Linked DNA regions of Homo sapiens: region 1 is linked to region 2. The links are chromatin contacts, found by Hi-C or POLR2A ChIA-PET in ENCODE. All regions are on one chromosome and are shown on one strand. The core of a region is the stretch at or near the end of the contact, and the rest is flanking DNA. Distances in the headings are between cores, read along the strand shown. Region 1 overlaps SAFB2 (scaffold attachment factor B2). Region 2 overlaps KDM4B (lysine demethylase 4B).

Region 1 (6,801 bases), core at 3,085-5,584, 510 kb after region 2:
GGCAGAATTTGAAGGGGCTGGGCATGTGTGGCTGGTCTCCTCAGTCACAGCCAGTGCCACGCTGTTCTTTTTTGAGACAGCCCTGTCGCCCAGGCTGGAGTGCAGTGGTGTGATCACAGCTCACTGCAGCCTCTGCCTCCTGAGCCCAAGTGATCCTCCCTCCTCAGCCTCGTGGGTAGCTGGGACTACAGGTGTACACCAGCAGCCCAGCCAATTTTATTTTTTTGTACAGATGGGGTCTTGCTACATTACCCACACTGCTCTCAAACTCCTGGGCTCCAGTGATCCTCCCACCTCAGCCTCCCAAAGTGCTGGGATTACAGGCATGAGCCACCGGGCCCTGGTTCACAGACCACCCAGGAAGCTCTCCCAGGAGGGCAATGTCTCGGGTCCTCAGTACCTTATGCTCCACTGAACCCGGCAGCTGCTGTGTCAATATTTGCAGGTGGAGGCAAACACAGGGCAGCTGCATCTCACGAGGATTTGAGGAGTACGGAGAAGCGGCTCTTGGTGCTCCCGGGAGTAATTTAGGGGCAGTTTCTGGCCCAGTATTGCTGTCTCTGGAAGCACTGTAGGACATGTAGAGTTATCCTTGGGGTCAACTCTAAAGGCCAAGCGCATGTGCAAAATTATGTACACACTCACGTACGCAGCTTGCTCACTGGTGCCCCAAACACCTATCCCTTCACCACCGTGTGACCGCGGCACGGGGTGCCCTGACAACCGGGGAGGCTGAGGAGAAGGGACCTCGGGCTGCAGCCTCAGCTCCATGGCTCGCTACCTCTGGGCGGGTCTCAGCCTCCCTCGGGCTCAGAACCTTCTTCTGCGCTTGACTTTCCCAGGAATTGACTCCAGTTTCCCAGGGAGCTGCACTGGGCTATGTCTGGGTTTGGTGATGTTGTGTGGCGTCCGTAGGTGTCCTCATATAAATTGGTGGCTGGCCAGGGGGACTAGAGATGTCTAACTTGCTTGACTGGTAAGCACATCAGGTGCTTCCCAAAGTGGATTCTGTTGTACACCAGGGTGACGGACAAGGATGCCCACGTCCTAATCCCTGGGACCTATGAACACATTGGTCTCCAAGACAAAGGGACCTTGCAGATGTGATTAAGGTGAAGGAATTCGTGGCTGGGTGTGGTGGCTCATGCCTGTCATCCCAGCACTTTGGGAAGCCAAGGCAGGAGAATCACCCGAGGCCACGAGTTTGAGACCAGCTTGGCCAACATGGGGAAACCCCATCTCTACTAAAAATACAAAAACTAGCCAGGCATGGTGGCAGGTACCTGTAATCCCAGCTACTTGGGAGGCTGAAGCAGGAGAATCGCTTGAACCCGGGAAGCGGAGGTTGCAGTGAGCCAAGATTGTGCCACTGCACTCCAGCCTGGGCAACACGGCACGGCTTCATCTCAAAAAACAAAGAGAAAAGCTCTCCTAGTCCACCCAGCTGACCAAAGAAATGGCTGAAGGGCTGAGGTCTGAACCCACCCAGCAGTGAGAGCAGAATCCGAACCCTGATTTGTCACCATCGTATGACCAGGTAGGAACAGCCTCACCTCTCCCGTGGGTCACTGGGACTCAAGGAAGCCCTGCCCCTCAATCCGGCAAACCTGTTAAAAGGCACGGCATCCCCGTTAAACGTCGACTTTATGGTTGTTGGGTTTTTTTGGAATCAAAAGGCCCTGTTCTAACTTTGCCTTTGAAATTATGTGACTAGGAGTCATGCATGCAATTTGAGACTGGCAATCATCGTGGAGGCTTGGGAGTTCCTTGGGAATAAGAAAATCTAACCTAGGAGCTGTTTTGAAATGTAATGAAATCTTTATGAATACAAAATTTAGCAATTGGTGAAGTTGACACATTTTGTAGCTGTGGAGACATTTCGTAAGGTCTTAATTCTACTTTTTCTTTCTTTTTTTTTTTTTTTTGAGATGGAGTTTCGCTCTTTCACCCGGGACTAGAGTGAAGTGGCGCGATCTCGGCTCACTGCAACCTCCGCCCCCCAGGGTTCAAGAAGTCTCCTGCCTCAGCCTCTCGAGTAGCTGGGATTACAGGCACCCACCACCATGCCTGGCTAATATTTGTATTTTTAGTAGAAATGGGGGTTTCCCCATGTTGGCCAGGCTGGTCTCGAACTCCTGACCACAGGTGACCTACCCGCCTCAGCCTCCAGAAGTGCTGGGATTCGAGGCATGAGCCACCGCGCCAGGCCATAAGGTCTTAATTCTGATTCTGCTGTTTTCTTTCTGTATGGCTGGAGCTGGTCATTTCCTCACCGGGACCCCCTCCAGACCTCTGGCATTGCATTTCGCCAGGGCCCCTGTGAAACATGAGCACCCGAGGCTCTATTCCTGTAGGGCTCCCCAGGGCCTGCCAACATGTATTAAGCATTTACTGTATGCCAAGCTTTTTATGTGGATTAACTAATCTTTGTAAAGATCCCATATGGCAACTACAATGATTACTCCCTCCTTCCAGTTAAAGCAGCTAAAGCAGACAGTAATGACCTGCCCGTGGGCAGGCAGGTAGTGAGAAGGCTGGGTGCCAGGCAGTTGGCTCCTAAACTTGCTCTCAAGAAGCTCCCTGTTTCTGCCCCAGTGGCTCTCATTCCCGTGATGCCCCCACAGCTCCCCCTCCCCTTTAAAAATGTCTTTAAAACGATGGGAAATGATACATAACAAAATTCACCACCAAATGGTATACCAAGGCCAGGCATGGTGGCTCATGCCTGTAGACCTAGCAACTTGGGAGGCCAAGGTGGGAGGATGGCTTGAGCTCTGGAGTTCGAGGCTGCAGTGAGCTATGATCGCGCCACTGCATTCCAGCCTGGGAGACACAGCGAGACCCTGTCTCGTAAAAAAGGGGAATTGGAATCTTCATATAGTGCTAGTAGGAATGTATAATGGTACCACCACTGTGGAAAAGTCTGGCTATACTTCCAGAAATAAAACACAGGGAGTTACAAAGTCAGCATAGGACCCAGCAATCCCAGTCCCAGGTATATACACAGGAGAATGGAAAACAGGTGTTCAAACACATACATATCCATAAATGCTCACGGCAGCGTGATTCACACACAACTGCCCAAAGGGGGGAACCACCCACACGTCCATCAGCATCTCCTTTTCATAACACGTATTTTGTTCCACCCACCTTTTCTCTCTTGAAATAAAAGTTGAGTTAATATAACGTACCTATGCTCAATTATTAAAGAAACAGGCCAGGCGCGGTGGCTCACGCCTGTAATCCCAGCACTTTGGGAGGCCGAGGTGGGCGGATCACTTGAGGTCAGGAGTTCGAGACCAGCCTGGCCAACATGGTGGAACCCCGTCTCTACTAAAAATACAAAAATTAGCTGGGCGTGGTGGCAGGCACCTGTAATCCCAGCTACTTGGGAGGCTGAGGCAGGAGAATCGTTTGAACCTGGGAAGCGGAGGCTGCAGTGAGCCCAGATCCTCGCCACTGCACTCCAGCAGTGACAGAGTGAGACTGTCTCCAAAAAAAAAAAAAAAAAAAAAGGAGGGGGGGGGGAACCAGGACACAAACACGCTTGCAGGAAGAAGGCCACATGATGAGGATGGAGGCCGAGACTGGGCAATGTTTTTACAAACCAAGGAATGCCCAGAGGTGCTCGGCAGCTGTCAGAAGCCAGGAGGCTCAGGACGGAGCCTGGGAAGGACACAGCCCTGCCCACACCCAGATCTCAGACTCCTGGCCTCAAGAACTGAGAGCCAATGAGCTTCCTTAGGCAGTCTATGGTGCTTTGTGACAGCCGTCCTGGTAACTCGAGTGCTTTGTTTCTGCGTGGAACAGAGCTGGTTCCAGGCCCGGCTCGTTGGAAAGGGCAGGGCTCTTCTGCCCCCATAGGATGTCCAGTGGGACTGGTTCCCTTTCCAGCTCCCATAGAGCAGCCTGGCAGTGGTTGAGCCCCTGCTTCATAGTTCAGGAGGCCACACCCACCTCCAGGAAGGGGTGCTCCGTGACATCTGAGACACCGAGGTCTGAAAACAGGGCCTGCTCCCAATCCCAGGCTGCCTCCTCAACGCAGGCTAAGCCTGCCTTTTATTGCCCAACAGGGAAGCTCTCAACCCCAATTTCTAGACTCTGGCTCGTCGGGGAGACAGGCAAGCCGCGAAGACCCCATGTGCAACACAGAGGCGGCGTGGCGCCCAGTCCACCTGCCACTGGAAAATGACTCCAGAAGCCGCCACCGTGGGGGAGGCTCCGGAATGCGTTCACGGCAGCTCAGGCCCAGACAGGACGCCGAGGGCCAGGGCCAACCTGCCTTTCATGCTCTGGTGTCTGTGGCAAGCTGGGCTGGATTTTAACATGGCTTTTTAAAAACTTAACTTCCCAGCGGGGGCGGGGGGAACTCCAGCAGAACCGGCAGTTGGAGGAGGGGCCTGCGGGTGGCTGTCCTAGATACGGAGGGGAGGAAAAGAGGTCCCCAGCAGGTGGCCCTGCCAGTTAACTCTCACCACACCACACCGGGCTGGGCTGCCCCTCCCGCCGAGAGGGCACTAGGCCAACCCCATGCACCATCCTCTGCCCCAAGATGCCTGCAGCCCCTACCCCTGGCCAGCACCAGCTCCGCTCATGCACCAGCAGTTCTGAACAGAACAGCTGTGCCTCACAGTGGCCGGCCCCTGGAGGGCCCTGGCACGGAGGGCTGCGCGCATGGGCCGGCAGCCTGCGGGCTACCCCGGCCAGCGAAGTGCCTCATCTGGCACAGTCTTTAAGGAAGAAAATGGGCATCACACTCAAATGCACTTTTGCAGACAAATGGACATTTCCAGAAGAACGGAGGGACCAGTTCTACCACGTGGGCCCATCACCGAGTCAGCGCCATCCCACTCCTAACCAGCTGCTGGCAGCAGACACTGAGCAGGACACACTTGGCAGCCAGGGGAGGGGCGGGCCCACCACACACGGACCCTCCCTGACAGAGCCCACCACACACCAGCATGGGACACAGCCCCAGACTGAGGTGGCAGGGGGAGGGCTCCCCAGGGCCTGGCACGCCCTCACCACTACCCACGCAGAGACAGGCTCGGGGTAAAGGGATTGGTCTGAGGGCCCTATGGTGCACAGCACCCCCTGAAGAATTCCTAGTTCCCATGGGCTGACTCCCCAGCCTCAGTTTCATCCCATGATGGGAACCCGGACAGCCCACTTCCTGAGGTGGTTATGACAACTCAGCAGGATGATGCAGGCAAAAGACTTTGGCAGCACCTGGCAGAGCCAACAGTCACCATGTGGTCACACCACTGCGCCCAGGGTTGGTCCCATCCCGAGCTCTACGGCCACCAGGACTCACGCATGTGCACGCGCACGCAAGACTGCGAATGGTAAACTTTATTAATGGAAAATGGAATGCCTCGTTAACAGAAACCTTGATTTAAAAATGGCAGAACAAGAACACATTTATTTAAAAAAAAAAAAAAAGTGAGTTCACATTGTATTGAGCTACAACATGGTGGCAGGATTTACTTTGCTTTTAAAAAGATCCCCCAAGTTCGAGGGAACCCTGGCTACCAGATTCAACAGTGCGTCTGCCCACCCGAAAACTCGCAGCGAGTGGGACTTAGTAGCGGCGGGTGAAGTGGGGGTACGGGGGGGGATGAGGGTGTGGGTGAGGGACTCTGCTGCCCCGGTCCTGGCTGGCCACTCCGCCACCTTCCAGTCCGCCACCTGGCACCACGTGGCCCTGGGAATGTCCACCTTGTGCAAAGCCGCCTCGCCTAGGAACAAAGTCAGACAATTTTTTTCCCCTTGAAGTGCTCAGCGTTTTCATCGTAACATGGGTTCAGTAACGGTCCCGCAGCCTTTAGAGCGCTTGGGTTTTTTTTCCAGGTGAGAAAAATCATCATCGCACATTGTATTCCAGGTAACTCAAGAGCGTTATTTGCATAAATTGCAAAGAGCTGCTTTTTGCTTTGTTTTCATAACATCCAACCCAGCCAGCTGATCAAACATGCAAAAAAGGGAGAGGAAGTGAGGAGCAGGAGTGAACCACCGTCCTCCACGGACGACACACCTTACCCCGCCACTCCACCGCGGCTTGCCATGTGCCCCGGCCCCGAGGGCCCAGACAGGCCCCTCTCGCCACCTAGAAGAGAAGAAGGGTCTGCAAACACTCCGTTCCTGGGGAAGCCCCTGGACACATGTGGGGGCCACAGCCACCCTCGTCCCTGGAGCCAGCCCCGTACCTTGCCACCTGGCGTGCTCCCGGCTAGCCGCGCCTGCGTCCATGGCACCCTGCCAGGCGCGTGCCTGGTGCTCCTCTAGCCGCTGGTTGTGCTCTCCCCAGTCACGGCCACCCCTTTGCCAAAAGAAAAAGACATGCAGCCATCTAATGAGCCTCCAGGGTTGTGTCGGCAGCAGGCGCACCCACCCTGACCTCAGCTGCATGGTGGGTCATGCCACACAACAAGGGCTGCATGTCAAGTGGGCAAATCAAGGGAAGGGACATTTCCCCAAAGACAGATGTGCTAGTAAGCACGTGAGAAGGTGCTCAACGCCACCCAGAAATGCCAATCCGAGCCACACCGAGATGCTACCTCCCCCTGGCTGGGATGCTAGAATCACACAATAACACACACCGTGGAGGGTGCGAGGAAAGGGAAGAACCCTTGTCCACTGCTGGTGGAAATGTAAAATGGTGTGGCCACTGTGGAAAAGTTTGGTGGTTCTTCAAAAAGTTAAGCGCAGAATTACCATGACCCAGCAAACCCATTCCTACCTGCCAGAAATGAAAACATGGCCAAAGACATCTGTGCATGAATGTTCCTAGCGGCAGGATTC
Region 2 (7,140 bases), core at 618-3,117:
GTTGTGCTCTCTCGTTGACCGAGTGACGAGAGCGGCCACACTGCATCCTTTCCCCAGGGTCGTGCTCTCTCGTTGAATGAGTGATGAGAGCGGCCACACTGCGTCCTTTCCCCAGGGTTGTGCTCTCTCGTTGACCGAGTGACGAGGGCGGCCACCCTGTGTCCTTTCCCCAGGGTCGTGTTGTCTCGTTGACCGAGTGACGAGAGCGGCCACGCTGCGTCCTTTCCCCAGGGTCATGTTGTCTCGTTGACCGAGTGACGAGAGCGGCCACACCGTGTCCTCTCCCCAGGATCGTGCTCTCTCATTGACCGAGCGACTGTGTGGGCTGTGGTCTGGTGGATTTTGTCTGGGGAGGTCGGAGGAGAAGTCTCTGCATAGCCGTGCCCTGTGAGGGACCCAAGTGTATGCCATGGGTGGGCACCTTGTCACACAAGTAACCCTGGTCCTTCCCCTGGTGAGGAGGCCCTTGGCTGCCCCTGCTGCTGGGCAGAGACGAGACCAGGCATCTGCTCACATGGTCACTGCGCAGAGGCCAGAGGGTGTCACCACTGTCTGCCACCTGCAGAGCTCACAGCAGGGCACTATGGGGCGGCTCCTGCGCATCTCCTTCCCCCCGACCTGCAGGCACTGGGGCCCTGAGAACCAAGGGCAGATCTGGGCCGTGCTCTGTGCTCCCACACGCCCGCTCTCCATGGGAGGAAAGAGCCAGCCTGCCCAGAGGGCAGCATCCTCGCTGACCCCGGCCGGCTGTGGCCCAGGAGACTGACGTCTGTCTTTTCGGCCCTAGGCTTCTTCCCCGGGAGCTCGCAGGGCTGCGACGCCTTCCTGCGGCATAAGATGACCCTCATCTCGCCCATCATCCTGAAGAAGTACGGGATCCCCTTCAGCCGGGTGCGTACGGGTGGGGCCTGCACGCCTGTGGGTGAAGTGGGTACCGGGTCCAAGCCCAGGTGGCCGCACATACCCCAGGAGATAAGCTGTTTAACCCTGGAGAAGTTTCTAGAACAGTGATTAGCATGCCAGAGGAGGGCCGCATGGCTCAGCAGTTAGCCTCCAGCTCTTCCACGGGGAAGCGAAGATGGCAGAGCTTGAATCTGGCGGGGTGTTAACCTCCCCTCCCAAACCAAACCAAAACTTCCTCCTGGGTGTGGCCATCAGAGGCCCCTCCGCAGGGGCTGCAGGGGTGGAAGGGCAGGGGCAGGCCCTGCTGACCTGGCAGGAAGCTGCCAAAGAAACAGAGGGCAGGGCCCCTCGTCCCGTGCAAGGTGGGAACCTGGTTCCTACCGCCCCAGGCCACACCCTAAGTCTCAGGCACCCCCACGGCCCATGTCACCCGGCCGTGGAGAGAACTGCCTGTTTAGAAGTGACATTTCGGGCTCTCCTGCACCGTGAAGACTGTGAACTCATTCAGTTCACTGCTTCAGGGGCTGCTGGTGGAGGCTGTGATGGAGGAGACCTGAGGCCGGGGGGTGGGGCCTCCCTACACCTGATTTGATGGACAGCTGGGGTTTGGTGTCCCAGGAGCAGAGCAGGCTGTGCTCAGGGTCCAGCTCAGCAACTGCACCCACTCGAGGCAGTTCCTTCCCCATGGAGAAGCCTTTGTCCATGGGAGAGTCTAGGCCTGTGTCCCCAGCTCTGTCCAGGTGAGAGGCACGTGCCAAGAACCTGCAAGGCAGGTCTGGGCCGCAGCCCAGCTCATGAGGTTCCACGGGAAGAGTGATGTGCAGGCTCGGGAGCGTGCTCTGTGGTGAGGCCCTGAGTGTCAGCCAGCCGGAAATTGCTTGTGACATTTCAATCAAACCGCCAAAGCATCAGCTCACACATCGGGGATCCGCTCTTCCTGGCGGGGCTGCAACCCAGAGGCCGCCTCCCAGCCGCTGCAGGCATTCATCAGACAGCACAGATCTCGCTCGGAGAAGTGCGCATTTCCGGCCTTTCCTCTTCTCCCCCGTCTTCTGGTTGGAACATCATTCAGTACCAGCAAAACCAGACAGATCACGGCATTGCTCAGGGAAGTGAGAAGTACTGATTTTCTGGCTGGTTTGTCTAAAACCTTCTCCAAAGTGGTGCTTCCTGGAGGGGGGTGCCCATCGAAGGGGTGGGCAGGCAGTGAGTGGCCTGGACTCCCAGGTCAGCATCTGTATCGCACTGCAGTTTATCTGTAAAGTTCCTGAACCTGAGCCAAAGGTGGCTCACCACCAGCCTCAGAGCGGCTGCTGGCACCATGCATGGTAGCAGGCGGGGTCCAGGCAGTACGGCTGCGCTCCCCAACACCGCCAGCTGGTTGCTGGGGCCGGGCGCCAGTTTCTCCAGAGGCTGCCACAGTGAAGGCCCCTGTCCCACTGCAGCGAACAGCACCCTGTGCCGCCCGGCCTGGGGACCGTCCTTCAGCCTCTCAGACGCCATGGGCTTGAGATGAACGTCCCTTCCAGACAGCAGCGTGGGTCCCCTCATCTGAATTCCTGGCAGCCTTCAAACAAGTGACTCCCCACACTCCCCTTATAAATCTTTGTAATGGTATTTACTTCTAGGAGAAAAAGCCGATCAATAGCAGAGCTTTTTAATAATTAAAAGTGTGTACTTCTGTAATCTGCCATTGACTCCCTCATTTATTCTGCAAGAGCTCGCAGAGGAAACCGAGTTCCGGGCTTTCTCCGTGCCTGGTGTCTGGGGCCGCGTCCTGTCACCACTGATGACTTTGCCGCAAAGCCTATTCATCATCCCAACGCCTTCTAATTGATTGTTGGATAATGTTGACAGCAGTGACACAGGGGACAGACACCGTGAGTGTGGAACGAAGCCACCAGGATGCAGGTTTTCTCGCAGGAACATAATCTTCTTGTCCTAACCGAGCACATTTTCTCTTCTAGGCCTTGGTTCATAGGAGGGCTGGGGGAGTGAGGTCCTTACACTGTGAGAGCTTGGCTCTCTGCTGCCATCACCCCCATTCAATCTTGGCATTCCGGGGGCCCAGCTGGATCCCTGAAGGCTCTGAGTCTGATGTCTGCCTGACGCATGCCTGCAGGCCTGGTTCTCCAGGGGAGAGACAGGGAGCCGTCACTTGGCCTTAGAGCAGGTGGTCAGGGAAAAGCCTTTCCGAAGCCGGCTCAAATAGGATAAAGGAATCAGTAATGGCATTTACTTTACTTTCTTAACTTTTCTTTTTTTCTAGAGATGGGGTCTCACTCTGTTGTCCAGGCTGGTCTCAAGCTCCTGGGCATAAGTGTTTCTCTTGTCTTGGCCTCCCAAAATGCTGGGATTACAGGTGTGAGCACCATGCCCGGCCCAGTAATTAGGTTTTTTTTTAAAAAGCCCCAAACCTTAATTTTATTTGCCCCTCATTTCACGGAGCTCCCAGCGTAGTGGGGAGAAGCTGGCCCAGAGAACCCCACGTCCTGCACAGTGAGGGCCAGCCCTTGGGGACCCCATGTCCTGCACGGCGGGGGCCAGGCCCTGGGGCCACGTGTGTTCCCCCCCCACCCCTATTTTCTGCCGCGTGCTCGTTCTGCTGCACGTGGCTGTCACTTGAATGGGAATTTAAAAATATAACTTAATGCACACTGACTTCCCTTGATTGGTGCAATTAATTATTTGAAAAGAAAAATATCACAGTGTTCTTAAGGACTGGCATTTTTCCAAGCTGTGTCAGTTTTGATTGATGTCTGACGCCGTGGCTGGCTTCTGAAAGCCTCACCAGTTCTGATGGCTTATTGGCGACTTCAGTGTATCCAGCAATCTCTGCTCATCTTTCTGGGGGAATATATAATGATCAGCAGGCCTGAGAACTCCTACAAATCAGAGATAAGAAAACAAATGGCCCGATGAATTCGGCGTGAGGGGCTTGAGCAGACGCGTTACGAAGGAGCTGCAGGAACGAAAGCCATGGTTCAGTGCCCAGCATCGGTAGAAGTCAGAGGCAGCCAGCTGGGAGACACCGCCAGCCCCAGGACGGCCACGTCAGAACACCGCCACCAGATGCCAGTGAGGAGGGCGCAGCTGCACGCTGCTCCCAGCCGGGGTGGATGCAGGGCGGTGCCATGGCCATGGAAAACCGTTCGGCATTTTCTTGGAAACGGAAGCATGTACCCTGTGCCCCAGCGATGCCACTCTGTGCATATTTACTCAGGAGAAATGAAAACATATGTCTCCAGAAAGATTGGTACATAAGTGTTCTTAGCAGTTTTCTTCACGAGAGCCCCAAACTGGAAACAGCCCGCACGTCCATCAACAGGAGGATAGATAAATAAATAACCATAGATCCACGCGCAACCGAGTACTGTTTAGAAATGAAAAGGAGCGGTCGCCTGGTGCACAGGACAGTGGGAACAAATCTCAGAAACGCACGCCAGGTGGAAGACAACAGGCACGTGTCCCTGCCGTACAACGCCATTCATGTGAACCACTAGGAGGGAACGAGGTCTGTGGTGACTGAGAGCGCGTGCGTGGTTCGGTGGGGATGGCCTGGTAGAGGGCTGGTAGGAGGGGTGCCTGGGGGCCCGGCATGTTTTGTTCCTGTCTGGATCAGTGGTTACGCCCAGAACTCCGAGCAGCCTGTGATCCCTGCGTTTTACTGGATGTTAAATAAAGATGAGGAGCCCACTTGACTTCAAGGATTCTAGTTCATGAGCCTCAGTTTCCACGTCTGTGGATTGGGCCCACAGCCCCACCTCCTAGAAGCCCTTGGCCTGAGCCCCGGGGTGCAGCAGGTGGGAGCCATCACTCCAAATTTGTTGTTGATCTTTCTGGATGGTCGTCTTTCAAAGGCTTTATCAACGGGCTTAGCAGTGAGCAGGGAGTGGGGGTCAGTGTGGCCATCTCGAGTGTCCCCAGAGTGGGGAGGGTTCCTAGGGCACAAGGCTGTAGCCCCCCAGCCCTGGTAGGCAGCCCTGCCTTTTCTTCCAGACCTTGGGGTGGCTGTTGGGAAACCTTGGGTCTGGGGTCATTGTGGGCCCCACCCCAGCCACGCACGCCTCGGCTCCTCAGTTTAGGGGGTCCTGCTTCAGAGACCTGCAAAGTCGAATGGGCCGAACATCCGAATTGGACCTGGGTCTGGAAGCATTGGCCCGCTCTCCAGGGTGCTGATCTGTGGTGTCAGGTCATGCCCCCGGTGTGCAGATATTTCTGGATCTCCATGACTTCATGGAGATCCCCTTGTTGAGATACAATTGAAAGATGGCTTGGGATGGCGGCGTGTCGCAGGCCCCTTCCTGGCGTGTTTTGCGCGTGCAGTGGTGGTTCCTTTCTCATGCGAGGGCAGAAGGTGTCCTGAGCGCGTGCAGTGTCTTGTCTTCAGAGCACTCTAAAGCTGCTGTCAGCACCACCCGCCCCGAAACCAGCCCCAGCTGCTTCAGGACATGTCACAGTGACTGTGAGTGTGACTCAGCCACCTCCAAAGCAGGAGGCCCCCATCGCTCCCCATGAAGGTCCGGCTGGAGACACCCCCACGGGCATTGTGTCCAGCCACGGCTCCATCTGCGGTTCTCCCACTGGGGTGATGCTGACGGCCGCCTTGGGGCAGGGCAGGGGCTGCTGGGGCTGGAGGGGCCCGGCTGAGCCGAGTGGAGGTTGCAGAGCTGTGGCTGCGGCTGCTCACTATGTCCTTCATGAGCCGCGTGGGAAATGGGCTGGAGCCCTGGAGCCCCTGGAGCCGCTGGATCACCTTTGACTTTGTGAAACCCCCTTGGCTCATAAGCCAGGCTCCCTGGCACTTGCTGGGAAGTGCCCACGTCCCATCCCCTGGTGCGCCTCTGGTGGCCCTGCCCTCACCTGTCTCCTTTCCCTCTGCAGATCACGCAGGAGGCCGGGGAATTCATGATCACATTTCCCTACGGCTACCACGCCGGCTTCAATCACGGGTTCAACTGCGCAGAATCTACCAACTTCGCCACCCTGCGGTGGATTGACTACGGCAAAGTGGCCACTCAGGTAAAAGCTTGCCTGCTGGGAACGGGTCCCAGCAGGGCGGGAGGAGGCTCTTTTTTGCCTCTGCAGCCACACGCCCATAGCTGGTCCAGCAGCCGTTTCGCTCAGCCCAGGGCCTGGGCTCTCAACCAGGGTCTGATTCTGGGCTCCTCAGAGAGCTTTTGCCCAGAACGCTCCTTACCTCGAAGACTGGAGAGGAGGTGGGCAGGTCGGGTGGACGATGGTGGCCCAGGGCCCATCTCCAGCGAGTTCCATACACCAGTTATCCCTCGGCCTGCGTGGGCCTCCTGGGCATGGCCGGCTGCTCGGGTCTAGGGGTTGGGGTGTTTCCTCCACCAGCACCATTGTCCCCCCTGCTGGCTGGCTCCTGGGCATCTCCTGGCCATCATGGTCCTGGGGTTGGGTTGTTTGCTGACATCTCTCTCCTGGGGGCCGCTTGGCCAGGCAGGAGCCCACTCAGGCATCTGCCCCCCTCCCTCCCTGCTCCCCTGTCAGTGGCAGTCCCCCAGCTCCCAGTGCCTGGGTGCTTCCTGCTGGTGGGGTCCCTGGAGGTCACGGTGAGCTTAGCATGCCCGTGGGAAGACTCACAGTGAGTGGCCCTTGCTTGATTTTTTTCTGGTGATTCTCGTTCCTGGTCTCAGAAGGCCGATTATTGGCCAGCAATTGGCGTCTGAACTGAGCGCTTGTTCCCCACTCTCCTAACGCCACGTACAGCCATCTGTGTGGCTGTTCTCGACCATGCGGAGGGTGTGGGAGGCTACTGGATGGATAGGAAGCCCACAAGAGCTGCTGCTGGGCACGGGTGGGACGGGGTCGCCTTGGCTGGCCACCCCCTCCCCCATGGTCTCTGCCTTGGGGTCCCAGTGACGGGGACGTGGACGGGGCTTATGAATCCTAAGCCTCAGAAAGGGGAGTGTGGGACCCGGGAAGGGAAGCAGCTAGGAGGCCGTCTGGGCATCACAGGTCTAGCCCTTTCCTGGCTGCCTGTCTGGAGCTGGGGGCTGGGGAGCCTCCTCCCAGGGCTGTCCCTGAAGTCCCCTGCGTGCTTTTCCTGGCTGCCCCCAAGTAGGACTGAGCTGTCCCGGCAGGCCAGGCTCGGCCACGTGGCCCTGGCTCAGGGCTGCTGTTTCTGGGCAGCATTGAACAGCCCAGCTCCTCCCAGCCCCTCTGTCTTCCCCGCAGAGACAGCCTCAGCCTCAGCCCCTCCCGGCGTCTCCC

What was found. A loop is a pair of places that touch in the nucleus more often than their neighbours do. ChIA-PET counts read pairs that join two places held with the same protein, here RNA polymerase II (POLR2A). Pooled maps may share reads with other maps.
Region 1: a loop to region 2 is called in a pooled map of right lobe of liver, with 1.9 times the contacts of the local background. The contact joins two enhancer-like sites. A Hi-C loop is called at or near these places in 1 of 50 pooled maps. POLR2A ChIA-PET finds 5 or more read pairs at or near these places in 2 of 52 experiments (CD4-positive, alpha-beta T cell and H1).

What each region holds. Positions count from the first base shown.
Region 1 is chr19:5,581,662-5,588,462 of GRCh38, forward strand. It overlaps SAFB2 (scaffold attachment factor B2), which reads right to left. Exons shown (of 21, transcript NM_014649.3): 19 at 6,207-6,319; 20 at 6,040-6,106; 21 at 5,338-5,738. The coding sequence ends at 5,582. Among named protein-coding and RNA genes, the nearest start is that of TINCR, 17 kb to the left of the region's middle. RefSeq lists enhancers at 4,178-4,237, 4,217-4,511, 4,257-4,551, 4,406-5,398. Within about 2 kb of position 4,335, at least 14 of the 41 ENCODE cell types and tissues checked have a DNase peak (open chromatin) inside an H3K27ac peak, as active enhancers do.
Region 2 is chr19:5,076,580-5,083,719 of GRCh38, forward strand. It overlaps KDM4B (lysine demethylase 4B), which reads left to right. Exons shown (of 23, transcript NM_015015.3): 8 at 788-891; 9 at 5,788-5,925. Among named protein-coding and RNA genes, the nearest start is that of PTPRS-AS1, 98 kb to the right of the region's middle. RefSeq lists an enhancer at 6,839-7,140. Within about 2 kb of position 1,868, at least 3 of the 41 ENCODE cell types and tissues checked have a DNase peak (open chromatin) inside an H3K27ac peak, as active enhancers do.